Linked DNA regions of Homo sapiens: regions 1, 2, 3, 4, 5 and 6 are each linked to region 7. A link is a contact called in ENCODE Hi-C or POLR2A ChIA-PET data. All regions are on one chromosome and are shown on one strand. The core of a region is the stretch at or near the end of the contact, and the rest is flanking DNA. Distances in the headings are between cores, read along the strand shown.

Region 1 (3,738 bases), core at 849-3,348, 1.3 Mb before region 7:
AAATATGTGAGCCACTCTGTGTTTCTGGCACTTTTTTCTCTTATTCTTACTTTGCAAAGACTTTTTATGCCTGCAATTTTATTAACACTTCTAATATCCAAAAGAAACAGTGATTCTGTAACAAGTTATCTTAAAAGAAAAAAAAAAGAGAGAAGCAGAATGCGATATGTAACCCAATACCGTTTCTATAAATTAAATGTATATGACCACAGTGCACATTATGTAAGAACATGGAAAAAAAAACTGTATGCAAATCAAATACATCACAGTAGTTACCTATAGTAGGAGGAGAAAAGCAGGAAATTGAGTTTTTTTGGTTTTCTTTTGAGACGGGATCTCACTTAGACACCCAGTCTAGAGTGCAGTGCCACGATCGCAGCTCGCTGCAGCCTCCACCTCCCAGGTTAAAGCTATGTTGCCCACGCAAGTCTTGAATGCTTGGCCTCAAGTGGTCCTTTTGTCTCAGACTCCAAAAGTGCTAGGATTACAGGCATGAGCCACAGCACCCAGCCTGGGAATGGAGTTTTGTTTTATATTAAGTTACATAAATTAATGAGAAGGGAGAGAGTGAGAAAGAAAGAATTTGGCAGACCAGTGGGGATAAAGTGCCACCAACTCTGATTAGTGTGAAGAATTCAACTCTCGGCATTGTGTTTTTAGGGTCCATCCAAGTTGCTTTATGTACATGGAACCCAGTGCTTCTGATGCTGTGTATATCCTGTGGCATGCGTCCACCACGCTTGGTCCACACACTCTGTTATGGGCTGAACTGTGTCTTCCCCAATTTCATGTGTTAAAATCCCCAAGTCCCAGTACTCAGAATGTAACTGTATTTGTAGATAGGGCCTTTAAAGAGGTAATTAAGGTTACATGAGGCCATATTAGTGAGCCCTAATCCATTTGACAGTATTTGAAGACAAGGCCTTCAAAGACGTGTTTAAGTTAAACGGAGGCTGACAAGTGGGGCTCTAATCCAATATGGCGGGTATCCTTACAAGGAGAGACATTGAGCCAGGTGTGGTGGTGGGCCTGTAATCCCAGCTTCTAGGGAGGCTGAAGGAGGATCACCTGAGTCCAGGAGTTCAAGGCTGCAATGAGCTATGATGCCCACCATTGCACTCCAGCCTGGGTGACAGAGCAAGACCTCAAAATAATTAAAATTAAATAAATAAATTAAAGACATTGAATCTTCACAATGACTGGAAGTTAGGCATTCTTCTTATCCCCATCTTGCAGATGGCTGAACTGAGTGAGGCAAGGAGAAGGTAAGTAAGTCTTTGAAAGCTACACCACTAGTAAGTGGCAGGTGCAGGCTTCGAACCTGCAGTCGTCTAATACCAACGACTTAGCTTCACGTTCAACCCCTGCCTGAGACCACCTCTCCTTGCAGAAGCCAGGTCAAGGCCTGATGTTTGCTAGGGTGTGATGGGTGGGGTGCCTCAGTGGCAAGAGTGCTCACTCCTGCCTGGGGGAGTCTGGCAAGGGTTCACAGAGGTGACCTTGAATTGGCTGGTGGAAGGCGAGTAGGTGTTCAGCAGGCGGACTGGGGACAGACAGGCAGGGTGTCTGCACCGCAGCCCTGGGCGAAAGCTTGCACTGCGGGCAAGCGGCAGGGCTGACGGGGAGCCCAGGGATCGGAGCCAGCACCGGGGGCTTATTAGGGCTGCGGCCGCCCCAGGCCCTGCCTTTGGACCCTTCCGGCCTGCTTGGCAGATGCCACGGTTGGTTCCCCCACGGGGCATATTTCCGCCGGGCTCCAACTTAGGACCCCAGGCGGAGGTCCAGTGTCAGCTGGACAAAGCTCTGTTAGGAATTTTCCTATCAGGAGTCCCTAACCCCCTACACGCACACACACGGGCGCGCGGGCGCGCACGCACACACACGCACACATGCACACATACGCGCGCGCACATGCACATAGGCACACAGAGATACGCGCACACACACACACAAACGCACTCAGATTTCCCGGACCCTGGTTTTCCTCCTGTGACCCTTTCGGGGCCGGGCTCTCACCCTAAAGAAGCAGCCCCGCCCTGGGGTGGCCCCACCCTCTCTTGGGACCTGTCATAAGTCGGACCCCGGGCGCCCGGCTGCGCAGTCCCAGCCGCCTTCCCCAGGCAGTGGAACCTTCGGGCTCCTGTAAGTAGACCTCCTGCTTTCTTTCCTTCCCTTTTCTCCCTCCTCTAACCCCCTTGCTTTCTTCCTGCCAAGTTTCTAGACGCCCCAGTGGAGGAGGTTTGCTCTTAGACCTCCTCCCCTTACGTCGAAATGACCGCTGGGTCTTGCACTCGGAGGATCTTGGGAGCCGACGTCCCGACGCCTCCCGCCCCCGCAGTTCCTTGGAGAGCTTGGAGCCGCGCGCCGGAGGGAATAGGAAAGCTTGGTTACAACCCGGGACACCCGGTAGCTTCCTGCACCCGGGAGGGGGCTGGCCAGGGAACTTGCTGGACTGCACAACTGGGGGAGGGTAGAAGAAGAAAGATCGGGGTGGGGATTCGGGAATGGGCAAGCGGGCGGCGGGCGGCGGGAGGCGAGGGTGGGAGCAAAGGGCGAGCGGGCAAAGGCCGGGCGCCGCGCCAGGCCCCCTCCTCGGGCGGGCGAGACTTTCCCGGGACCTGGCCCCTCTGCGGCCAGACCCTTTCCAGGAGGGCTTCTGGACTTGTAGCGAGTTTGGAAGCCCAGCGGTTGCTTTTTTGGGGAAAGGGACAAAGATGTGTGAACTCTAAAGAAGTTGAACTCATAGAAATAACGACTAGAATGATGGTTGCCAGAGGCTGGGAGCGGGTTCGGGGGGGAATGGGGGCTTGTTGGCCAAAGGGTACGAAGTTCAGAGACGAGAGGAGTAGGTTCTGAGATCTGTTGCACAGCAGAGTGACTAGAGCCAATAATGTGTATTTCGAAATAACAGAGTAAACTGCAAATGTCTCACCGTAAAAATGATACGTAGGGCCTGGCGCGGTGGCTCACGCCTGTAATCCCAGCACTATGGAAGGTCGAGGCGGGCGAATCATTTGAGCTCAGGAGTTCTAGACCAGTCTGGCCAACATGGGGAAACCCCGTCTCTACTAAAAGTACAAAAATTAGCTGGGCGTGGTGGCGGGCGCCTGTAATCCCAGCTACTCAGGAGGCTGAGACAGGAGAACCGCTTGAACCCGGGAGACGGAGGTTGCAGTGAGCTGAGATCGCGCCATTGCACTTCAGCCTGGGCGACAGAGCGAGACTCCGTCACAAAAAAAGTCTTAATTTTAAAAAAAGAAAAGAAGGAACAACCCCGGGCTGCAGATCAGACCGCCCCCCTGGCTCCCTCGCAATGCGGGAGTGCTCCCTCCAGGTCACCGTGTCCCCTCCCGCGGCACCGGTAGGGGAGCTGGGGAGATCACTGGCAGCTCCAAATGGTTTCGTAACTGGATTGTTTGTAGCGGATGCACCCGCGGGAAGGCGCAGGTCCCAAGTGATTCGGCAGAGTTCAGTCCAAGCAGAACATCCTGAACCCCCAGCTCGGGGCAGCCTTCATCATCTTCCCTTGCTTTGGTGCAGCGTTTCAGCTCAAAATCGGTTTGGTGTGGAGTTTAAACTCAAATCCCTACTGGGCCAAAGAAAATTCGCACCCGATGGCTGAGTGCAAGTGGTTCACACCTGTAATCCCAGCACTTTGGGAGACCGAGGCGGGCGGATCGCCTAGGCAACACAGTGAGGCTCCTCTCTACAAGAAAAGAGAGAAAAAAAAGTATTTAA
Region 2 (3,636 bases), core at 220-2,719, 1.3 Mb after region 7:
CTGGAATACTCATTCTTGCCAAACAAACTCCTATAATAATACCATTTCAACACAGTAGAAGATAATTAATGCATGTTTGTTTAGTGAACATTTGTTCAATCCAAGACCACAAGACCATACCAGGCTACAATACCAGGAAAAAAAAATTTTTGATAATTTAAAATTCCCAATTTGCTTACCGGTTAGAGTGCTGTAGTATACAGTGGTCCTCACAAAATTTTCCTTTGACATCTAGAAGAATACATGAGTCTGTTGGTGGCTGAAATCAATATTTACTACCACTATGTGGTACTTTCTTTGGGTCATATAGTTGATAATGAAGACTGGACACATACATGCTGCATGCTGATCACGGGTATCCCTTCATTACTCAAAAAGACATACCTAAAGGTTTCCTAGAAAGTATTTAAAGAGATCTGGCCCAGATAGAATAATTTATTCAACATTAAGGTAATTAACTCCTTGCTCCATCTTACTTTACACTCACTTCAAAATGAGTACACGTAGTATTTTTGCTAGGAAAATGCAATTAGCATCCCGTTCTTTATGATATATATTTTTTGTTGGTGGTTTCCAGGACTGTCCTGATGTTGGTGCAAGTCCGACATTCTGGGAAACCCCTCAGTCATGGGTGAACTAGGACAGGTTGGTCACCCTATGTTTGGCCAACAGAAAATATGCTACAATATATATTTTTTAAACTGAGTATAACCATTATCACTGAATGAAAGGAAGAAAGGAGAGTCCCCAACGATGCTCCCACCACTGGTTCTGCTTACACAAAACAGTACAAAAAGAATACCTACTTCTAAGTGGCAGATGGCGTCTCTTAAGGTAAATGTATAGATTCTTCTTCTTTCTAAATGTCTCTAATCTAACCCACCCTCTTCTCGCCATCCCTACTGCCTCTACCTTAGTTTCGATCTGATCATTTAAATAATTTTATGTATCGCTACTCCCTGTGAGAGTGAGCCCCTCAATCCCTCCAGGCACTTAAGGACTGTTGCAACCTAGCCCTCCGCCTACCTTTGGGGCCTCCGTTTAGAGTACTCATCTTACTGCGAGCAACACCCTAGAGCTCGCACTGCAATCGCCGGCCCCAGAATGCGCCCTGAAGTATTTCAGGCCACCAGGTCTTTGCAAATGCCATTCCCTGGGGCTAGACGGAACACAGAAGTCCAGTGCCTTCTGACGTGGGGACGGAGAGCCAGGGAGAGCGCGCGTGGCTTATGATCTGTCAACATAGTCTACACAGCATTAGGCCAGTGCGGCCAAGGAGGGATCAACATCACTCCGCACTTACCCGGTTTGTACCAGCGAGTGAAGTATCGATCCACGAGCGAAGGCACCACCGGCTCCGCGGCTTCGGGCTCGGTAGCCATGGCGACCTCCGGCGCCGCCACCCCCGCCCTCCGGGACCCCAGCGCTTCCTCCGCGCAGCCCGGACTGGGCGTGCTCTTCCGGCGCACAGCGCGTGTCGTGCGCACGCGCGCTGCTCTCAGGTCCGCAGGTTCCACCCCCCCCCCCGCCCCCCCCAATTACAGTGCTTTGGGGTTCGACATCAAAACAGAGATCAAATACAAAAGTTTGGGCAGATGGGCAAGAGGGCAGAGGGACAGGGGACGCGGCCAATGTAGCTCCTCTACCTCTACGGTGCCAGGCCTACAAAGAAGGCCGGCCGCCGTAAGTGACCAGAAGCGGGCCCGGCCTCGCCCCCTCCGCCTGGTGACGTCACTCCCGCGCCGCACTCCCAGTGCTGCGGCTGCCTAGTTGACGCACCCATTGAGTCGCTGGCTTCTTTGCAGCGCTTCAGCGTTTTCCCCTGGAGGGCGCCTCCATCCTTGGAGGCCTAGTGCCGTCGGAGAGAGAGCGGGAGCCGCGGACAGAGACGCGTGCGCAATTCGGAGCCGACTCTGGGTGCGGACTGTGGGAGCTGACTCTGGGTAGCCGGCTGCGCGTGGCTGGGGAGGCGAGGCCGGACGCACCTCTGTTTGGGGGTCCTCAGGTAAGCGATCCATCCAGGGTAGGGGCACGGGAGTGGACCTCTCCGCCGGCGGTGTCCGGGTGAAGGAGACCCGGAGCCTCCTCTGCCTGCTGCGGGCCGGGGACTGGAGTGCGGGCTGCACCACCTCTTTCCTAGAGCCTTAAATTCTTTTTGCAGCCTTGCCACCTGCTCCATCGGGGGCGCTGGGAGGCGCGACAGCCCAGGGATGCCTGCTGCCCCTCCAGCCGGACTTAACCCAGCCTCTTGATTGCTTGCAGGGGGTTGATAATAACGCTGAAAGCGAGAGTATTAATTCACGATGGAAGGCGGCGGTTAATAGAGGCTCGGGTGCTGTGGTGCGGGTCCTTTCTCGCGTGTGAGACTTTTTCGTGGAGGTGGTGTCCTCTGTGCTTCTCCATCTAACGTGGTGTTTTACGTGGCTTTCTCTCCCGTTAACGATGATCTCCGTGGAGACAGTGGCTGAGTAATCTTCAGATCCCAGTACTTAGCAAGTGCTCAGTCGGTGTTGGATGTAGGCCACAAACCGGATCGTAAAGAATTCAACTGTATATTGACAGCCACGGAACTAATCAATGAATAGATCCGTATGAAGAGTAAGCAAAAAGGCAGCAAAGACAGTTTTTCAGCTTGGGGACATAGAGTAGAAATGGTCTGTCCCCAAATAGTGGGAACTGTCATTTGGGGGAAGAATAGCAAGTTCTTTGCTTTCCAGGTCGCATTTGATGTGCATGTGAGACATGCTTGTGATTCTATCAGGAGGTTGAAAATGTGGGTTTAGTGGTAAGTTTGGGCTAATTCAGTCAGGGCTAGGCATTTAGGCCTAATCAGCGTATTGGTGATCTACCTGGTATATGTAATCATGCATGTGATGTCTAGCCAAGAGGTGGATAGTCGAAGGAGCAAGGGAAGAAAATGAAGCAGTTATCAGGAAATTAAGAGAGAATCCACGATTGACCTTTGGTGTGGAGGGATCTTTAGCACATTTAAGAACTGCGAAGAGTTTGAATCAGTGGAGGCAGGAAGGTTGGAGGTTGCAGATGTCCAAGAAAGAGTACTAATAGGCCTAGGTCCTGTGGCAATATGGAGGATATTCCTTTCCTAGCCTGGAAAGAAGTGGAGGGAAGTCTTCCTCCGAGAAGATAAGGGAATAAGGCTGATGGGTGTGAAATTTCAGAGAAACTAGTTTTGAGGCGTTTTTATGATGTTTAAAGATGAAAAACGCAGCCAGGCACGGTGGCTCAGGCCTGTAATCCCAGCACTTTGGGAGGCAGAGGCGGGTGGATCACTTGAGGTTAGGAGTTCAAGAACAGCCTGGCCAACATGGTGAAACCCTGTCTCTACTAAAAATACAAAAATTAACTGGGCATGGTGCCGGGCGCCTGTAATCCCAGCTACTCCGGAGGCTGAGGCAGGAGAATCGCTTGAACCCGGGAGGCAGATGTTGCGGTGAGCCGAGATCGCGCCATTGCACCCCAGCCTGGGCAATAAGAGCGAAACTCCGTCTCAAAAAACAAAAAAACCTGCATGATATGTTAGAGGTTCAAGTAATTTCTAGCAGTTCTTGAATATAATTGTCACCAAAACTTACTAAAATCATTGTCTTCCTCACTTCCATCATATATAAACTTACC
Region 3 (3,843 bases), core at 570-3,069, 1.4 Mb before region 7:
GGTTGGAGCTTCATATGCTGAAGTGCCTTGGATGGAGAGTTCTTTCCTATTTTTTCTGGAGTCTTTTTTCCATCACTTTTTACATAATCGGCAACAAAGCCCTTTGGGGCCTCAGCACTTTCCCAGTTCCCCAGCCATCCCTCAGTTAACTGCCAATAAAAATTACAATCTCACTAACGCTAGTGAGAATTTAATGAACTAGGTAAATTAAATTTTACCTAGTTCAATTCACCTAGTTTACCTAGTTCAGGGCCCGCCCCTCCACCACTCATTTTATGACTCCAAATTATCCAAACTGCTCTGGAAGGCATCAATAAAGTTGTTAGCTCCTTGACTATTTTCAGCTCTGGAAAAACAATCTGGAGGAACAATCCAAGGTAAAATTATATCCACTCAAAGTACAATCATTAAAAGCAGGCTACCTGGCAACATAGAAAATTTTGCCTCGGGAAAAAAAAAAAAAGGCTAGAAAAGAAATACTTTACAACTACAATCGCTGACGCATTAGTATGATGGGGCCCTTCAAGCAGTAATACCACCATCAAGTACGATTTATACTTCGTGATGTCCTAGATGGTTTGATTTTTTGCAGTAGTAGAAGAAAACAGCATCGGGCTAAATCTCTCATCCCCACAAGACTCAATAAAACCTGTCAAATGAAATACAAATACATATTCACAAAATATTTCCTACTAGAAATTCTCAGAGTTTTGTACCCAAGTCATTAAGCACCTATTTATGGATCCTATGGAAAGGGGGGCGGTTCGCACACTTATCATTTAATCCCCATAATAACTCTGAGAGGAGGTATCATGGCCTTAATTTTGCATATGAAGAAACAGCTATTTCAACATAATAAGTCACTATCCAAGGTCATACAGGGGTGTCACAGCAAAGACTCACATCCAGCCTTTTGACTGGTGTTCATTGTTCTTCTCAGTGTTTTCTTAGTTCCTTAAACCCAAACTAAGCGTCACCATTAACACTATTTCCAGAAACCAATTTTCTGTCATATCAAACTGATGCGATCACAGTTGTCACTTGATATTCGAGACTTTCCCTGTTGTGGGCTACCCCAGATCCTACTAATAATGATCACCCTGCTTTTCGAATGTGAAATGCACGTTATTAAAATATTTTCACGAAATCGTAAGATGGCCAAAGTTTTGCATAACAATGTCACAAAAAGGAAGAGGGCAAGGAGGCTAGCTGTGCCCCCCAAGGCCCCGTGGGGCCGACTCGGCTCTTTCACAGGGCCACGTGGGAAACGTGAGTATCTTAAAGGTCGCGGTGGTGGCTGTGCTCAGTTTCGGGGTCACAGAGGCCCACGCTCCGCGGACCGGGGTCGGAAGGCGCCGTGGGCTTCCCGCGGCCAGTCTTCGAAGCCCCTCCACGCCCGCAGGCCTCACCTTGAGTGTCTCGTAGGCGGTTGCCACCAGCAGGAAAGCCTCCTCGGCGCTCTGCGGCGTCCGCCCGGGGCCCTCGTCTCCGGGCTGGGGCCGGTAGCGGTCAGGGTGGTAGCGCCGGGCCAGCTGGCGGTAGGCCCGCGCGATCTCCGCCTTGCCCGCCGAGCGGCTCACGCCCAGCACCTCGTAGCAGTCCCGCGTGCCGCAGTAGAGCCCCTCCACCAGGGCCCCCGCGGGCCGCACCAGCAGCAGCGCCGGCAGCAGGGGCGCCAGCAGCATCCACCAGCGCCGGCCGGCAGCCCCGGCTCCCCAGCCGGGAGAGAGCAGCGGCGCCCCCATCCCCAGCCTCGCTGGCGGCTCTGCCACCCCAGCGATTCTGCAGCACTCAGCCGCGCGCCCGGCTAGTCCCGTCTGGCCCCAGCTACACGTCAGCAGCCGACGCCTCCGCGCAGGCGCACAGGGCGCGGCTACAGCAACTACTTCCTTCGCAACCCGTTGGTAGGGAGAAGGACGCCTCAGCCACTAGGCTGCTTCCGGTGTGTCACTGAACACCTTCCCCGTACCAGCAGCTGGAGGATTTGTTTGGTAGCACCTGGGGGATGGCTCTGTCCCGGGCGCACTTAGGCGGGCTGTGCGGAGCGCTTTACCTTCCACAGTGTCCGGCACACGCATCCTTTTCGACATCATCACTTGACCTGCTGCAATAGGTAACCTACCTGGCTCTCTCGCATCCCGTTATCAGCGTCAAGAAGATTTGCACGTAGGCCTTTAAAGCCAGCCACCAGCCCCGGGCGCCTTCCTCTCACTAACCCCATGCTGCCTTTCCAAACGGAAGATGAACTTAGCAATTCTAGGCGCTGCCTGTGTACTAGGTAGGGACCCTGAAAGTTCATAGCCATCTAGTTCAGTTTTTCTCAGCCTCCACGCTATTGACATTTTAGACCAGATAATTCTTTGCCTTTGAGGGGCTGCCCTTTGCATTGTAAGATGTTTAGCAGCATATCTGGCCTCTCCACACTAAATGCCAGTAGTGCCACCACCCCCAGTCATGACAATAAAAAATCTCTGTACGCGGGTCTGTGCGTCCACCTTGGGCTGCGCGTTCCCGGGACAACCTGCTGGAAGGATCAAGCGATCCTTCCAAAATGCTAGGATTACAGGCGTGAGCCACCGTGCCCGGCCTACATTTGAATTTCAGATAATAATTTTTTAGTATAAGTATGTCCAAAATATTGCATGGGACTATATGGCAACATGAAAAACTTTGCCTCAAAAAATCTGTTTCTATCATTCATCTGGTAAATGTTTATTGAGTCTCTACTCTGAGCCGGGCACTGTTACTTAGGCACTGGGGATACAGTGGTGAGCAAAGTAAACAAGAAGCTCAACTTCAGAGAGCATATATTCTGATGGAGGATGACAGTCAGTAACAAATAAATAAACGTTCAGATATAATCAACTCTTTTAATAAAGTGAAATCAAATACTGATACATAGCATTATATACTTATAATACATAATGAATATACATTATAATTTTGTATTTCTCATTGAATAAATATATATCTCTCATTACATATATCTCCCTCATTACATATATAATATATATAATCTCATTACACATATATGTCTCTGTCATTACATATATAACATATATGTGTCTATTTTTCACCTCAGCCCACTAAATATTGCATGGGACTATATAGCAACATATACAGTTATATATGTAATGAGAGAGATACATGTATATGTAATGAGATACAAAAGTTATATATATAATAACAATTTTGTGTATCATATATGCTTATTTACATTTGTATCTCATATATGTTTATATATGCTTATATATGGCTTATATATATGCTTATATATATATATAATGAGAAAGATAAAATGAATGGAAACACATGGGAGGGTCTCCTGAAATTATTAGGATCGGGATCAATTACAAGCATCAATTCCAGTAGGAGCTGACAGCTAAACTGACTTTGGAGGACGAATAGAGAATGGCTTGAAGGATGTGAATTAGAGAGGAGTTTGGGGACAAGGGAGTGTGAAATAAGTACCAAGAAGAGAAACGAGCCATGGGCAAGAAAAAAATAATAATAAAGCTTTTCAAAAAATGAAAGACAACCTATATGACTAGGAGTAGAGGTAAGGAGTGTAGGAGATGAAACTGGAGAAAGCCAAGTTGCAAAGGGTCATTTTATCCCATGTCAAAGAAGTTGTTCCTTATCTTAAGAGCAATGGAAAGGCCAATATGGGGTCTTTGAGCAAAAAGTGACACCTTCGGATTGACATTTCAGAACCATTACTCTGCCTGGGAAAATGAGTTGGGATGTATCAGGAAGACCATTAGGAGACAGTTATGAGTCCAAGTAGCCTGTAATCCCAGCACTTTGGGAGGCCGAAGTGGGTGGATCATCTGAGGTCAGGAG
Region 4 (3,646 bases), core at 61-2,560, 1.6 Mb before region 7:
TCACAATCTCATAACCTTATTTAGATTTTATCTGCTCCTTCCTTCTAGAATGTAAGACTCATGAGGACAGGAATTCTGTCCTGCTCACCACCATGTCCCCTGGCCAATAACAGTGAATGGTATCTAGTAGGCCTCAAGAAGTATTTGTTAAACAAAAATGAAAAGATGTGGCCGGCACGGGGAGAGTACAAATCTACATAAAACAATAAAACGAGGAACTGAAAAAAGGAAAGAAAACCACGCTGAGATGTACAAGCTGACAGGACTCAAAGCTATCATGCCAGCTCGGAGGTTTGGTGGACATTTTTCAGGGTGGACAGGTGCTTCACACCTATCTAAGCGCATAGAGCCCTTCCAGGAAGAAGAAAATCCACAGAGAGGTGTCCAGATAGCTGTGAGCAGCTCCCAGAAAAGTGGACACAATCACCACCCTAACAGAAACGTGGCCCAGGTCGGGAGAAAAAAACAATACACCATACATCTCGGCCCAGATGAAAAATTACACGAATCCCCAGCACAATCAAACCAAGCCACCACCTTCAGCCTGACACGTAAGAGCAGTCTCCTTTAGCCTGGCTGGGCAGTCGCCTGCAACCCAGCAAACCCTTCCCACGCCCAACACTTTTCCCTCGCAAAGACCACCGCCACCGCCGGTCCGAGGGGCGAGGGAACGGGGGGAACAGCCTGACGATCAGCTTTCTCCACCCCCGCCCGAGCCCAGTCCCCTTCAAAGCGCAAACGTTTCCCATTCTCGCCTGTCTCCGAGGCCCGGACCCCTGCCCCGAGCCCCTCCTGCGGTCCCTCACTCACGTGTAGATGATAGCCATGAAATGCATCAGCCACAGCACCAAGAAGAGGACGAACCCGAAGACGGCCATTCCCTCCAAGGCCAGGTCCAGCAGCGCCATCCCCCGGCCCGCCGGACCGGCCCGGCCCGCTGCGGCCGCCAACACGGACAACGCTCCCGCAGGAGGAGGACAGGGTGGGCGCCCGGTGCGGGGGCGCGGGAGGCGAGAGGAAGGTGGGGAGAGGAAAGGGCGGAGGGGGGTGGGGACGGAAGGGGCGGGCAGGGCCTGCGCGCCCCCGCCCGCGCGCTCTCGCCTGCGCGCTGTCTTCGGCGCGCTCGCGGGCGGCTGCGGGTGCTGCGGTCTCCCGGCTCTGGTCGGGGCGACCGCGGTCCCGCGCTCCGGTTCGCCTCTCCCGAGCCTCGCGGCCGCCCACCAGACCCTGCGCGCGGGCACCTCCGCCGCCTCTCCGTCTCGCCGCCGGGCTCCCGGCCGAGCAGCTCCACCGCCGCAGCTCCGCGCACTAATCAAAACCGGCGGCTCGCGCCCCACTCCTCGGCGCGTCCCGCCCCCGGAACCGCGGCGCCCGCCTCTCCCAGGGGCGGTGCCCCCATCGGTCCACGCCCACCCTGTCGCCCGCGCGCCCGCTGCGGCGCCGGCGAGAGCGCGCCGGGGAGATCGTGTCCTGCTGCCCGCAGGACGCAGGCCGGGCTTCCTCCGGCTCCTCGCTCCCGCTGCCGCCCACCTAGGCGGAAAGCGCTGCAGCCCTGGGCCGGGCTCCCTCGGTGTCGGTGGCAGCTCGGGACCCTGTGCCTGGCTGGAGGCTGCTCTCTCTCCGTCTGGCCCTGCTGTTCCTGGGTGCCCCAGAAAAAGACACGGGTTCCGGGCAGCTGCCGGAGCTTGTCTAGAAATCCAACTTCCAACGCCGCGTCTGCAGCCTCCCCGCCGGGCACTGCTACTGCTCGGAGCAGCCAGGCCCTCCAGGCCACGTTCCTGGGCGCAAGGGATGCCCATTGCCTTCCCTCTTACTGCTTTTAATGCTGTGGGATCTTGGATCAAAAGGGACCGGAGAGTAAAATAATCTCCATGCGCCTCACAGATCTCTAAGCGCCTTAGCGACCGTGTGTATTATAAAAAGAAATTCTCAAATTCAGAATTAAAGAATCAGTTGATATTGAAATTCCCTAAGACTGCCATCCAATACGGTAGCCGCATGTGGCTAAGTGAGGGTTGGAAAGGCAGCTTGCCACTCTGTGGAGTAAACAGTACACCAGATGTGGAAGACCATCTCGTTAGTAAATTTTATATTGATTGCATGTTGAAAAGGTAATATTTTGGACATACTACATTAAATTAGGTAAATTATTAAGTTAATTTCTCTTTTTAAATACTTTGGCTAGCTACTAGAAAATTTTAATTGTACGTGTGGACAGCACAGCTCTAAAATGGGAAGAAATGTCACTTTGGGTAGTAAGGTAACTAAGTATTTGTCCTAATTTTAAGTCATCCCAAGAAGATGCTAGTACTCAATGTTTGTGTTTCTTCAATCTAGATGAGTTTATACTATTTCTGCATTGTTTTATGTTTATTGTTGCAAGTGATTTCCTTTTAAATAATCCATGACCTCCCTTGAGATATTTCAGAATTGAATTCAATTTTGAAAAGAAGTTGTGGCTGGGCGCGGTGGCTCACACCTGTAGTCCCAGCACTTTGGGAGGCGGAGGCAGGTGGAGCATGAGGTCAGGAGTTCAAGACCGGCCTGGCCTAGATGGTGAAACCCCGTCTCTACTAAAAATACAAAGAATTAGCCGGGCGTGGTGGCAGGCGCCTGTAATCCCAGCTACTCCGGAGGCTGAGGCAGAGAATTGCTTAAACCTGGAGGGGCGGAGGTTGCAGTGAGCCGAGATCGCGCCACTGCACTCCAGCCTGGGCGACAGAGCGAGACTCTGTCTCGAAAAAAAATAGATGAATTTAAAAAAAAGAAAAGAAGTTGTTTATTATTGCTGTTTATGGTAGTTAATAGTCACTGAATGATCTACCTCAATCTGCAATTAAATGACAAACTACAACTAGAAGAGTTAATGTCCGAACCATTCCTCGATTAACATCCTTGGCTCCACTGGTGCAGAATCAGTGGGAAAGAACAATGCTTCAAAATCAAATTCCCACTGTTGAGAGTTACTGGCTGATAAAAATAGCAGGATGGAGGGCCAGGCGCAGTGGCTCATGCCTGTAATCCCAGCAGTTTGGGAGACTCAGGTAGGAGGATTGCTTGAGGCCAGGAGTTTGAGACCAGCCTGGGCAACATGATGAAACCCTGTCTCTACAAAAAAAAAAAAAAAAAAAAATTAGCCAGGCATGGTTATGGCACCTATAGTCCCAGCTACCGGGAAGGCTGAGGTGGTAGGATCACCTGATCCTGGGAAGTGGCGGCTGCAGTGAGCTGTGATCGCGCCACTTAACTCCAGCCTGGGTGACAGTGAGTCCCTGTCTTAAAAAAAAGTGGAATAGAATTCTAACATCGAAATAACGTTCCAAACAAAAATTTACGATTGTAGTTAATTCTAAGGCACACTTCAAAAAAACACTTTAACAAATTTTAATTTCTCTGAAATGGGAATGCATCTCACAGTCAATGCCATCTTAGAGTTAATTGGCGTTTTTTCTTTTTTTTTTTTTTTTTTTTGAGGTGGAGTCTCGCTCTGTCGCCAAGGCTGGAGTGCAGTGGCGTGATCTAGGCTCACAGGAACCTCCGCCTCCTGAGTTCAAGCAATTCTCCTGTCTCACCCTCCCCAGTAGCTGGGACTACATTTGCACACCACCACACCCGGCTAATTTTTGTGTTTTTAGTAGAGACGGGG
Region 5 (3,750 bases), core at 329-2,828, 1.8 Mb before region 7:
TGCCGTGCACTCTGGGCTAAGCCTGTGGTTTTGTCCCACAGATTCGTCACTCATGCTGCTGCAGATGGCGGGTGTTGGACTGGGTTCCCTGGCTGTTGTGATCATTCTCACATTCCTCTCCTTCTCAGCGGTGTGGTATGTGAGGGTGTCATTTTTGAGAAATGACTGGAATGGAGGGGAGGATGGGTCAGAGTCACGAAGAACAGCTGGGGATGAGGGGAGTCAAAGGGAGTGTGGGTGGAGGTTGTCCTTGGCTCAGCAGAGCACACTCAGCGGTGAAAGGCATGACTAACCCTGTACCTCCAGGTAGCATGGGGGATGCCTTCCCAGGAAAAGAGCAGGACCAGTGATGGCTGCCCTGGCCACACACAGAGGGGTGGCTGAGCTTCCATGCTGCTCCCCCTCGCCTCCTCCCATGGGTGTGCGTGTGAGCTGTGCATAGAGATGCACAGTGGGAAAACCAAAGTGTGTTCATATTTGTCTCTTTTCTTTTCCTCCTCCATGTCTAGATGGCAGATGGACACTGAGTGGGGAGGATGCACTGCTGCTGGGCAGGTGTTCTGGCAGCTTCTCAGGTGCCCGCACAGAGGCTCCGTGTGACTTCCGTCCAGGGAGCATGTGGGCCTGCAACTTTCTCCATTCCCAGCTGGGCCCCATTCCTGGATTTAAGATGGTGGCTATCCCTGAGGAGTCACCATAAGGAGAAAACTCAGGAATTCTGAGTCTTCCCTGCTACAGGACCAGTTCTGTGCAATGAACTTGAGACTCCTGATGTACACTGTGATATTGACCGAAGGCTACATACAGATCTGTGAATCTTGGCTGGGACTTCCTCTGAGTGATGCCTGAGGGTCAGCTCCTCTAGACATTGACTGCAAGAGAATCTCTGCAACCTCCTATATAAAAGCATTTCTGTTAATTCATTCAGAATCCATTCTTTACAATATGCAGTGAGATGGGCTTAAGTTTGGGCTAGAGTTTGACTTTATGAAGGAGGTCATTGAAAAAGAGAACAGTGACGTAGGCAAATGTTTCAAGCACTTTAGAAACAGTACTTTTCCTATAATTAGTTGATATACTAATGAGAAAATATACTAGCCTGGCCATGCCAATAAGTTTCCTGCTGTGTCTGTTAGGCAGCATTGCTTTGATGCAATTTCTATTGTCCTATATATTCAAAAGTAATGTCTACATTCCAGTAAAAATATCCCGTAATTAAGATTGTTCTTCCCTTGGTTAATTTTTCTGTTACTAAGCGTCTTCTAAAAATGCTCTTTGCCCCCTGTTAGAAACTGAGATTTGGTGGTAGTGTAGTAGCAATGCTTAAAACAGTATTGAGCCCATGGCTAGACTAGAGTCCATGTGTGTTTCAGGGGAGGGGTTGCCATAGAGGGTGACACTTCTTTTATCTAAACTTCAGTAACTATGAATGTTACTCCATTATGAACTATGAAACATTAGATATAAGCGGTGCTGGACCTACTGTGAATATGCTAAGTTGACAGCTGGAGTCTATTTGATTTTACTTTTAAATCATGAATTGGCATTCTTTCCTCTTTTTTTTTTTTTTTTTTTTGAGATGGACTCCCACTCTGTTGCCCAGGCTGGAGGGAAGTGGCGTGATCTCAGCTCACTGCAACCTCTGCCTCCCGGGTTCAAGTGATTCTCCTGCCTCAGCCTCCCATGTAGCTGGGACCACAGGGCCCCCCCACCACGCCCAGGTAATTTTTGTATGTTTAGTAGAGATGGAGTTTCACCATGTTGGCCAGGGTGGTTTCAAACTCCTGATCTCAGTTGATTCGCCCACCTTTGCCTCCCAAAGTGCTGAGATTACAGGTGTGAGCCACACGCCCGGCACTAACTAACAATTTAACTCCAAGACTCAGTAAGAAACGAATGGGGAAGGAAAGACAGAGGCTTCTGGCATCTCTCCTTCTCCCTTGCCTGCTAGGCCTAGAGAAGAAAAACCATGGAGGAGGGGAGGTGATACTGCACAGCCTCAAGATGCAGCATAGACGAATGCAGTCCTTAGCAAAAGGAAAGGGCTTCCCAATGCAGTGGGCCGGTGTGTTCACCGGCTTGCTGGGTGTCAGTGAGGGAAGACTCTGAGTGCCTTGGGCTTATGGGCAGATGAAGAGACAAGAGGAACAAGTACAAACTGCCCATGTAGCTGCTCCACCCCAGGGAGTCCAGAGTGTATCCGCTCTATTGGGAAGAATTAGAGAGAGGCGAGTAATATCCTGACATTCAGGTGTTCAATGCCAGCTGTCAGCCTCTGGCCCCTGCCAGTGTTAGGAATGATTCCCCTGTCCTCTGGGGTACTGCCCTCCGACGACAACTTAGGATCAGCATTTAAAACCCTTTCTGCTCTCGTCTTAGGTAAATTATAGACCAGAACGGGTCTATAATGGGGACAGGTCCCCATCCTAACCCCCAGAGACCGTTTCTCTCAATAGATGAATACAAATAGCTCTCAATTTTTAATTTTTATGTGCAATAATGCAAACATACTTTTTTTTTTTTTTGAGACGGAGTCTCACTCTTTCTCCCAGGCGGGAGTGTAGTGGCGCTATCTCGACTCACTGCAAGCTCCGCCTCCCGGGTTCACGCCATTCTCCTGCCTCAGCCTCTGGAGTAGCTGGGACTACAGGTATCCGCCACCGTGCCCAGCTAATTTTTTGTATTTTTAGTAGAGATGGGGTTTCACCGTGTTAGCCAGGATGGTCTCGATCTCATGACCTCGTGATCCACCCGCCTTGGCCTCCCAAAGTGCTGGTATTACAGGCATGAACCACCACGCCTGGCCGCAAACATACATTTTTATAGCTCCTGAACTAAATTGGGTATCAATACAAATTACTGTGGTTAGTGTAGGGCTCGGCCTCTGATGAGTGAGGATCTTTCCTCAAAGCCCACCTTTGTCCAAAGAAAGAATCTGAGCCTCCCCTTGACTTATTTTATTTTTTGCCAGTTTTGTAAATGCTGTATGCTTCCATACTACCCCCTTCCCTAATTTCCACCTCTAGAATTAACTGCCAGAGATACAGTTGTCCACATGGAATGTAGTATAATTGTGATAGAAAGGAAGAAATCCCCCTTGCTTAGTATTAAAAGTTTCTGGTTAAAATAACTGACTAAATATTAAGTAAAACATCACCTTCTGGGTACAATGCAGAAAAGTAAAAGCAGTTCATATAAGATTACTAAACTTTGGGAGGTCTTCAAGACCAGCCCTGGCAACATAGCGAGACCCCATGTCTGCAAAAAAAGTTTTAAAAATTAGCCGGGCATGGTGGCGTGCACTTGTAGTCCCAGCTACTCAGGAGGCTGAGGCAGGAGGATCGCTTGAGCCCAGGAGTCTGAGGTTGCAGTGAGCCGTGGTGACACCACTGCACTCCCGCCTGGGTGACAGAGTGAGATCCAAAAAAATTTACTGAAATAACAAAAACGTGGACTTTGGGATTTCCTCTAACTGCTGCAAATTATAACACAGAATTGCTCAGTGTTAATACTTGAATTGTGGGGCCAAGTCTTCTGGCTGCCCTAGTTCTCTTTTCTGGCATTTGAAAGCCCTTGAGCTAGCTATGGAGCTAATCTTTGGACAGGCTTTTTGGTTCCCAGGAATGTCATGCCTTTGAATTTCCAATCTATATATATACAGTGTGTGTGTATGTATACCTGTCTTTTCACTGTAAGGCACCTCCACCCATCCCTTATAGAAGGAGCCACAAACAATCAAGCAAATGGATG
Region 6 (3,709 bases), core at 473-2,972, 1.4 Mb before region 7:
TTCAGCACTCACATTCCAGGATGGTAAAGATTGCTGCAGGAAAAAAAAAAAATCACAAATATGACCAGCAGTCTCCCTTGTCACAGCAGCTGGGTCTTCAGTCACAGCGCATCTGCGTGCCTGCTCAGGGGCCACTCCCTTAGTCCCCTTTCCTCTGCCTTAGAAGAAAACCTGGCCTCCTATTTCACAAAGAAAAGTGTCACCATACAAGTTTAGCCCATATCTAGAAACTTATCTTTACACACACCCTTACCTTCTTTCTTCCTGTCTCAGAAGCTGTGCCACCAATCCCCCACCCCCCCGTAGCCCTGTCTCCTCTACCAGCAATTGGCTTCCATTTGTTTCTTCCCTGGAACCTAAAAATATAATTTGTTACTTCCTCTCAACCCTAAAACATGGCTTTTCATTTCCTAAGTTAAAAAAACACGTTATTTCCTCTTTAAAACTAGGTTTCTTTAAAAAGAAAAAACGTCTGCCTACCCTATGACAGTCCAGATTCTGCTTTTACTAACACATAAGCCACCAGACCTCTGCATTCCACAGCCCTCTCTCCCTTTACCCTGTTTATTATCTTCACTCCACTTAGTACATGAAGCGATGCTATGTATCCGTTAAGTTGCTGTTTACCTTCCCCTCCAGAACCACCCTATTCCCTGTAGCAGTGCCAGGCACACAGCAAAGGAGAAACTGAGGCACAGGGACTATCCTGGTTGTGTTCCTTCTTACAGATCTTCTGCAAATAATGCTGCACTCGTAGCTAAACACAGCTCTACAACAGACGCCTTTTAGCCAACTGACTAAACGCTGGACATGTTGACTGAGCCCCCAGTTTTTGGAAATCCCTACTTCCTTGCTCGGAAACCTTGCTGTCTCTTATTTCCTCTTCTCTAGGCCTTGCTCGGAAACCTTGCTGTCTCTTATTTCCTCTTCTCTCGGCCACCGGCCATCGGTGTGGCTGGTCCCCGGGTCCCAGGCTCTGAGCTCTGCTCTTCATAGAAGAGGCTTTTTCGCCCCAATGCACTTGAATGACCTCTTTCAGCCCTGGGCGCTGAGCTTCAGGCCATGAGGACAAATACCTCCCGGATGACTCCCCGGAGTCCCCAGGTCCGCAGCCGAACTCATCATTTCCCCAAACCTGTTCCCCCTCCTCTCTACCTCGGCGGGTGGCAGCGCCGTCCACCCTGTCACGACGACAGAAACCCGAGCATCCTGGCTCTCCTCCCTCTCGCTCTCATCCTACCAATCCATCACCAATTCGCCGCCCTGCGGTGGCCTCCCCAGCCCTGGGTCCACCCTCCCGGCCCGCGCGTCGCCGGCATCCCTTGCGCCCTCCGAGGAACTGACCACGGCCGCCTTCTGGAGTGGGCGCACCCCCAGGGACCGGGACCGACCACGACCGCGGGGCCCCCCAGGCGCGGCTTCCTCCCGTCAGGCCCGGGCCCCCGGCTTGCCCCGCGCCCTCCCTCACCGCGGACCCCACCGCCCCCGCGCCCCGCCGAGGCCTCGCCGCCGCCACCGAGTCCCCCGCTGGCGCCCGGTCCGGGCCGCCGGCCTCCTCTTCTCACGCCCCGCGGGCGGAAGGACCGGAGCGTGGGTACCCGGGGCCCGCACCTTGATCCTCTCCACGCCAGCCTCCAACTTGAGCTGCTCTACCAAGCGCTGCAGGGCGCTCGCGCTAGCCCCGGAGGACATGGCGGCGGCGCTGGGCTCCTAGGGGCTGCTGGGCCCGGCCGGGCGGGGAGGAGCCGCCAGCCCCGAGCGCGGGTGCCGCCCCGGGGCGGGGAAGCAGCTGCGCCCGCCCCGCCGCCCCAGCCCACCCGGCGCGGAGCCGCTTGCCAGAGACAGCGGGGACCCCAGCGAGCTGGCAGTGCTCTCCGCTCCTCAGCGCCTGAAACCTGGGTGGCACCTGCAGCTGGGCCTGGAACCGAGGCGGGGACCCGCAGAGCGCGGCGTCCTCCAGCGAAGCTGGCGCCCCTAGGATGAGCAGGAATCGCGAGGGCGTGGGACGCGAGGATGGAGTGGGCGGCAGCAAACACGCACCCCTGAGAAATGAGAACTGGAGCCAAGGTGTGACATGAGTTGGAGAGATAAGGGGCCTTGCCAGACAGTATCACCGGGGAACCAAGGAGAGTTCATAGGATTTTCATGAGGCAGCAACAGGTTTCTAAATGACCCTGTTACTGTTTCACGGAGATCCTACCAGTTGATTTGGTGGAGTATGGTAAATTGGATAAAATCCCAGACCCTGACATCTTTGTGAAACATACAGAATAAAATTAAATTCAGCGTTTCTCACTCTCATCTCACCATTTAACTGTCATCATTGTTTCTATTCTGCTGCTTTTTTTTTTTTTTTTTTTTTTTTTGAGACAGGGTCTTGCTCTGTCACCCGGGGTGGAGTGCAGTGGCGTGATCACAGCTCCTTGTAGCCTCCACCTCGTGGGCTCAGGTGATCCTCCTGCCTCAGCCTCCTGAGTAGCTGGGACTACAGACACACACCACCACGCCCGGCTAATTTTTGTATTTTTAGTAGAGACGGGGTTTCACGATGTTGGCCAGGCTGGTGTTGAACTCCTGGGCTCAGGTGATCCTCCCACCTCAGCCTCCCAAAGTGCTGGCATTATAGGCCTACTGCATTTTTTAATAAGTGTTTTACAAAACTGGGATCGTTACTATATTTAAAATTTTTGTGTTGCTTTTTTCCATGTATCATTAATACGTCATTATTCTTGTACACCATTGTATTTGTCAGAACTCACTTAAACTGAATATTGCAAAAGGTAATATATTGGCTTGTGTAACTGAAAAGTCCAGGGACTTTAAACTAGTGAATTCAATTACCCAAATAATAATTTTGGGGCTCTCATCCTCCTTGTTTTGATTCTGCTTTTCCTGAGATTAGCCTCATTTTCCTTGGTGGTAGATGGACTTCTCTAGTGGTATGAAGGAAGGCACCACACTTTCACTGTCCCCATCTAGCAAACCCAGGAAAAATAGTACCTCTTTTCTTTCTAATCGTTCCAGCAAAAATCCCCATAATGAACCTCACTGGCTGGTATTAAGTCATGGGCCCACCCCTGGCCCAATTACTCTTTGAAGGCAAGGATGTGTGGCATTGACGTGCTCAGATTAGCTGTGCCTGGGCCAAAGGGAGACTTGCACATTTGAAAGCCCTCTCTAGTGGCCAATTTCCTCACCACAAAGAAATTAATATATATCTTAGTAAAGAGATGAAAGTACATGTTGGGAACATTCAACAATCAATTCTGAGACTGATGAATAGGACAAAATAGAATGATTTCATATTTAAAAGATATGGCAAAGAACTCAGTGCAAAGATATACATACTGGATTAGGAAAGGCTCATCATAGATCGTGAGAGCTGGACTTTGGAGATACGTGTCTTGCAGATGGCTCAGAAGGAAGAACAGTCCAGTATGGAGGACAGCTGGAGGCGATGCACACATGTAGAGTGAATAAATTTAAAAATAGAGGAAGCTCTAGTGACTAATAGCAGATACAAAGTTGCTAGGGCCAGAAGTCATAGAAAACCTCACATACACACAAAAGTTTATGGTAAACAGTGGGATAGCCACAGGGTAAGGCATTTTGGGAATATTAATCTGAGATGAATGTGCAAAATGAACTGAAGTTGAGAAGATAAATGGCTGATGGTGGGGGAGTAGCTGGAATGAGGCCCTGGGTAGGA
Region 7 (3,446 bases), core at 945-3,444:
GCAGCCCACTTTTCTTTCTTCCTTGCAGGGAAAAAAAAGGCCTTTTCCTTTGAGGCTTATGTTACGGAGCTCACTGTTCATTACTACTGTCTTCATTACTTAATTCATTTAAGACTGACACCTGTTTTATAATCTCTCCTTCCACCCTAGCTCTGCCATCATTCCAGATGGATCTCATCATTCATTTAATAGCCTATAATCATAGTTCATGTAGCATTCACTACACACCAGGCACGGTTCTAAGCATTTTACATATATTTTAGTTCACTCAACCCTTATAATAGCACAAGCTATTATTACGCCCACTTCTCACATAAGGAAACTGAGGCACAAAAAGGCTATTTAGACTTGCCTAGAGTTACCCAGTCATGAAGTGGTAGAGTAGGGATGAGGACAACGGAGTCAAATTGCAGAGTCCAGACTGGCCTCCCAGTTCCTTATAACTGTACCATCCTCCACATCTACTCTGCATTGGTGCTGTGGAGGTGGGAGAGAGGGAGTACCTCCTTCACTGAGTCACTGGACATTTGGAAGGTCTTTGGAGAGAAGTCAGCTGAGGATGGCCTGCATTGCCCCTTCCTGGAACTCAATGATTTGTTGTTATCACCCATGCAAATTCACCAACAAACAGATAAAAGTCAGGAAGCTGGGATGCAGCTGAACTGAAAACCCAGCAGCAGAAAAGCAGGTTATAGATTCTGCTCTGGGTGCTCCATACAGCTCCTTCCTCTCTGCCCCAATAACCTCCCTCTCTTTGGGAACATTGCTGCATTCAGGGCAGTCTGTCTTCCCTCCCTATGGGCTGTCTTTAGAATGTGTCCCTTGCCTATATCCATATTCATGCTCCGTGCTCCTCAGCCCCCTAGAAACTTTGCACAATAGATTCAAAACCTCTGGTTTCCTCCCTTCCTCTGTCTGAAAGAGTGAAAGAAGGAAGCCAGGGATTTCAGGGGGCAGCCAGGCAGCAGTATCACCACCCCTAGGCAATCACACCTAGTTGCAGCTTCATCGGGAACAGCTCAGCTCTGAAAACACAGACCTGGGACTCTCCCTCCCAGCCTTCTAGCTCTCGTTCCTGTGAGCAGCTTTTCAACCTCCACTTCCAGCCGCTGACAGGCCCTCCTGGCTCCACAAGGCCAGCTAACATACCCACCTTCCACAATCCCCAGCCCTGCCAGACATAACCTGCAACAGGCATTCCTGGATCAATGCAAACTCCGACTTCTGTTCCAGGAGTCTGCCTCTGTTAGAAGAATCTCACACAAGTGTGCGTGCTGTGCCATTGTAAATGCTGTATAAGGTGGCCAGGCCCAATCAGTCCCTGCAAGACACCGAACAGTAAGAACTATCTATGGAGTGTTTACTATGTGCCAAGCACCGTCCTTTGCAAGCACTATTAACCCTCAAAATACCACCACCGTGAGATTGAGACCATCATGATTCCCGTTCTACAGAAGGAAACACTGAGACTTCAGGAGGTCAGGACCTTTCCAGGGTCACAACTGCGTAACTAAGTTGCAGAGCTCAACCCAGTGGCACTTCCATCTCACACGCAGCTGTCTGATGGTCAAGAGCCCAACCAGTCCCCCGGTCGTTTCTACCGCACTAAACCGCTGTGTCAAGCTGGAGCAGCGGGCTCAGCAGTGAAAATGAAAGAACAGAAGGAGGTTACAGAGAAGAGAACGGTCACGGTAAATTCCGGAGAGGAGGCAAGGACGTACACACCGAGATACTTCCCGGTCACCGTTACTCAGCACTTTGTGGGGTTCACGTGGCTGGGGGGGCCGGGGCGTGGCGGCCCTTTTCGAGGAATCCAGCCCTGCCTGGGCGGTCCCCATCTCGAGCGTGGGCGTGTTCGATTCAGGCCCGGCGGACGCATCCCCAGGTGACCCGGGAGGGACCTTGTGTCTCTGGGGGTGACTGTCCGTCTCCCCGCCTCCCACCGTCACGCGCAGTGCTGATCCCCACTTCCAGCTGGAGTGCGAGCTGGGCTTGGGGTTACAGGAGCCGAAGCCCTGGAGCTCCGCCCCACGCTTGCGCCAGCCCCGCCCCGATCCCGGCTCGCAGGCTCCAGGGGCGGGGCGTGGCCGGGGCGCAGCGACGGGCGCGGAGGTCCGGCCGGGCGCGCGCGCCCCCGCCACACGCACGCCGGGCGTGCCAGTTTATAAAGGGAGAGAGCAAGCAGCGAGTCTTGAAGCTCTGTTTGGTGCTTTGGATCCATTTCCATCGGTCCTTACAGCCGCTCGTCAGACTCCAGCAGCCAAGATGGTGAAGCAGATCGAGAGCAAGGTACGCGCTACCGGGGAAGGCCAGGGTGCCGGCGCCGCGCGCGGCCTCTGTAACTGGGGAAGGCGGTGGCGGGAGGTGGGGAAGGCGGTGGCGGGAGGTGCGGAGGCCGCCCCTCCGCATCGCCAGGGGAAAGGGACGCGGCGTCTCGGCCTGGGACTGCGGGAAGCAGCGGCCTGGGCGCGCCCGAGGCGGTGGAGCCTGCCCTGGAGGAAGGGAGGAGAAGGACGAGGGTCCCCTGGAGGGCGGAGTGGCGGTGCCCAGCGTTTCTCGCACCCTGTTCCTCGGGGGATTGCACGCACGCGGGGAGCGTCCGGGGGATGTGAGAGCGCAGACAGCGTGAGGAGTCCCCACGCTGCGCCTCCTGCACCCTCCCGTCCGGGCAGCCCCGACTGGAGGAAGATGAGGGAATGGAAGGGGTCCGCCCTTGGCCCCCCATCTGTATCCAGATTCAGGCCCCAGGCAAGGATAGGGAGGGCCCTTGCAGAAGGCACGGGTCGGTGGCCGCCGCTGCCTTTCCGTATGTGAAGTGATCCACCCGCAGCGGGGGTAGTGATCTCCCTTTGGGAGCGGGTCTAGGCCGGAGACCCCCGCCTGCCTCCACCCATGCCCGACCCCAAAGGTGACGCGTGCTGTATCCGCACTAAGGGGGCGGATTGCGGCTGGAGACCCCCTGGCACGTGCAGGTCTGTCCAGGAGGCCCGAGGGCCCCAGGTGACCGCGAGGAAGTGAGGTCCGGGCCGCGCCCACGGGACTCCTGTGGCGCAGGGCGCGTTTCCGGCAGCAGTGGCTTTGGAATGACTGAGTCCCCAAGGTTGGGCCCGGGGGCCTCGGCTGCCCTGCCCGTCCATGATTCACCCTCAGTCGGTGGGTTTTGCTGGAGCCAGGGTTCCTCCTGGGAGCAGCCGCGCCCTGCTGCCTGCTCGCCGACCTATCGGTATCCCGATCGTTGTTTTGTCCTCTTAAAAATGCCCAAGGCGAAACAGCCTTCCCATGTTTGAAAGTTATTGCAAGCCTAAAACCTTGTAGACTGGGAAACCCAGAGCCTAACGCGCAGTGTCTAGTCCAATGTAGCCACTCCAGAAATATTTGTTAAATGCAGCGTCAGAAAAGTGAGTGGAGGAAATTGATACTGCTCGAACGGTAGAAGACCCCTCGCC

Evidence for each region. A loop is a pair of places that touch in the nucleus more often than their neighbours do. ChIA-PET counts read pairs that join two places held with the same protein, here RNA polymerase II (POLR2A). Pooled maps may share reads with other maps.
Region 1: a pooled map shows a loop between it and region 7 (2.1-fold over the local background). The contact joins the promoter of PTGR1 here to the promoter of TXN in region 7. A Hi-C loop is called at or near these places in 1 of 50 pooled maps. POLR2A ChIA-PET finds 5 or more read pairs at or near these places in 2 of 52 experiments (K562 and WTC11).
Region 2: a map of CD4-positive, alpha-beta T cell shows a loop between it and region 7 (6-fold over the local background). The contact joins the promoter of ABITRAM here to the promoter of TXN in region 7. A Hi-C loop is called at or near these places in 3 of 168 maps with a recorded cell type or tissue (CD4-positive, alpha-beta T cell and naive thymus-derived CD4-positive, alpha-beta T cell), 2 of 37 single-sample maps with no recorded cell type and 17 of 50 pooled maps.
Region 3: a loop to region 7 is called in a map of GM12878, with 4 times the contacts of the local background. The contact joins the promoter of DNAJC25-GNG10 here to the promoter of TXN in region 7. A Hi-C loop is called at or near these places in 1 of 168 maps with a recorded cell type or tissue (GM12878), 10 of 37 single-sample maps with no recorded cell type and 17 of 50 pooled maps. POLR2A ChIA-PET finds 5 or more read pairs at or near these places in 2 of 52 experiments (A673 and activated CD4-positive, alpha-beta memory T cell).
Region 4: a loop to region 7 is called in a map of CD8-positive, alpha-beta T cell, with 27 times the contacts of the local background. The contact joins the promoter of UGCG here to the promoter of TXN in region 7. A Hi-C loop is called at or near these places in 2 of 168 maps with a recorded cell type or tissue (B cell and CD8-positive, alpha-beta T cell), 4 of 37 single-sample maps with no recorded cell type and 17 of 50 pooled maps.
Region 5: a loop to region 7 is called in a pooled map, with 3 times the contacts of the local background. The contact joins the promoter of LINC02977 here to the promoter of TXN in region 7. A Hi-C loop is called at or near these places in 2 of 37 single-sample maps with no recorded cell type and 5 of 50 pooled maps.
Region 6: a pooled map shows a loop between it and region 7 (9-fold over the local background). The contact joins the promoter of GNG10 here to the promoter of TXN in region 7. A Hi-C loop is called at or near these places in 7 of 50 pooled maps. POLR2A ChIA-PET finds 5 or more read pairs at or near these places in 2 of 52 experiments (AG04450 and GM12878).

What each region holds. Positions count from the first base shown.
Region 1 is chr9:111,598,007-111,601,744 of GRCh38, reverse strand. It overlaps PTGR1 (prostaglandin reductase 1), which reads left to right and starts at 2,098. Exons shown (of 10, transcript NM_001146108.2): 1 at 2,098-2,142. RefSeq lists an enhancer at 1,675-2,247.
Region 2 is chr9:108,932,233-108,935,868 of GRCh38, reverse strand. ABITRAM (actin binding transcription modulator) reads right to left here and starts at 1,469. Exons shown (of 6, transcript NM_017832.4): 1 at 1,304-1,469; 2 at 180-231. The coding sequence starts at 1,382. It overlaps ELP1 (elongator acetyltransferase complex subunit 1), which reads left to right and starts at 1,745. Exons shown (of 37, transcript NM_003640.5): 1 at 1,745-2,005. RefSeq lists a silencer at 1,243-1,522 and an enhancer at 2,273-2,502.
Region 3 is chr9:111,629,310-111,633,152 of GRCh38, reverse strand. It overlaps DNAJC25-GNG10 (DNAJC25-GNG10 readthrough), which reads right to left and starts at 1,819. Exons shown (of 3, transcript NM_004125.4): 1 at 1,410-1,819. The coding sequence starts at 1,745. DNAJC25 (DnaJ heat shock protein family (Hsp40) member C25) reads right to left here and starts at 1,819. Exons shown (of 4, transcript NM_001015882.3): 1 at 1,410-1,819. The coding sequence starts at 1,745. It overlaps LOC107987116 (a long non-coding RNA gene), which reads left to right and starts at 1,950. Exons shown (of 2, transcript XR_001746897.2): 1 at 1,950-2,113. RefSeq lists enhancers at 1,086-1,135, 1,866-1,955 and a silencer at 1,486-1,775.
Region 4 is chr9:111,894,478-111,898,123 of GRCh38, reverse strand. It overlaps UGCG (UDP-glucose ceramide glucosyltransferase), which reads right to left and starts at 1,310. Exons shown (of 9, transcript NM_003358.3): 1 at 811-1,310. The coding sequence starts at 908. RefSeq lists silencers at 866-955, 1,066-1,655 and an enhancer at 1,276-1,859.
Region 5 is chr9:112,038,252-112,042,001 of GRCh38, reverse strand. LINC02977 (long intergenic non-protein coding RNA 2977) reads left to right here and starts at 1,578. Exons shown (of 3, transcript NR_186812.1): 1 at 1,578-3,750. It overlaps SUSD1 (sushi domain containing 1), which reads left to right. Exons shown (of 17, transcript NM_022486.5): 16 at 42-135; 17 at 510-1,219. The coding sequence ends at 510. RefSeq lists enhancers at 1-330, 1-935, 331-970.
Region 6 is chr9:111,659,618-111,663,326 of GRCh38, reverse strand. It overlaps GNG10 (G protein subunit gamma 10), which reads right to left and starts at 1,722. Exons shown (of 3, transcript NM_001017998.4): 1 at 1,612-1,722. The coding sequence starts at 1,692. The region is part of intron 1 of DNAJC25-GNG10 (DNAJC25-GNG10 readthrough); the gene reads right to left. RefSeq lists enhancers at 662-711, 912-1,011, 2,082-2,141 and silencers at 1,302-1,421, 1,452-1,901.
Region 7 is chr9:110,255,255-110,258,700 of GRCh38, reverse strand. It overlaps TXN (thioredoxin), which reads left to right and starts at 2,194. Exons shown (of 5, transcript NM_003329.4): 1 at 2,194-2,289. The coding sequence starts at 2,266. RefSeq lists enhancers at 1,513-1,562, 1,603-1,802, 731-1,930, 2,673-3,002 and silencers at 1,943-2,182, 2,353-2,602.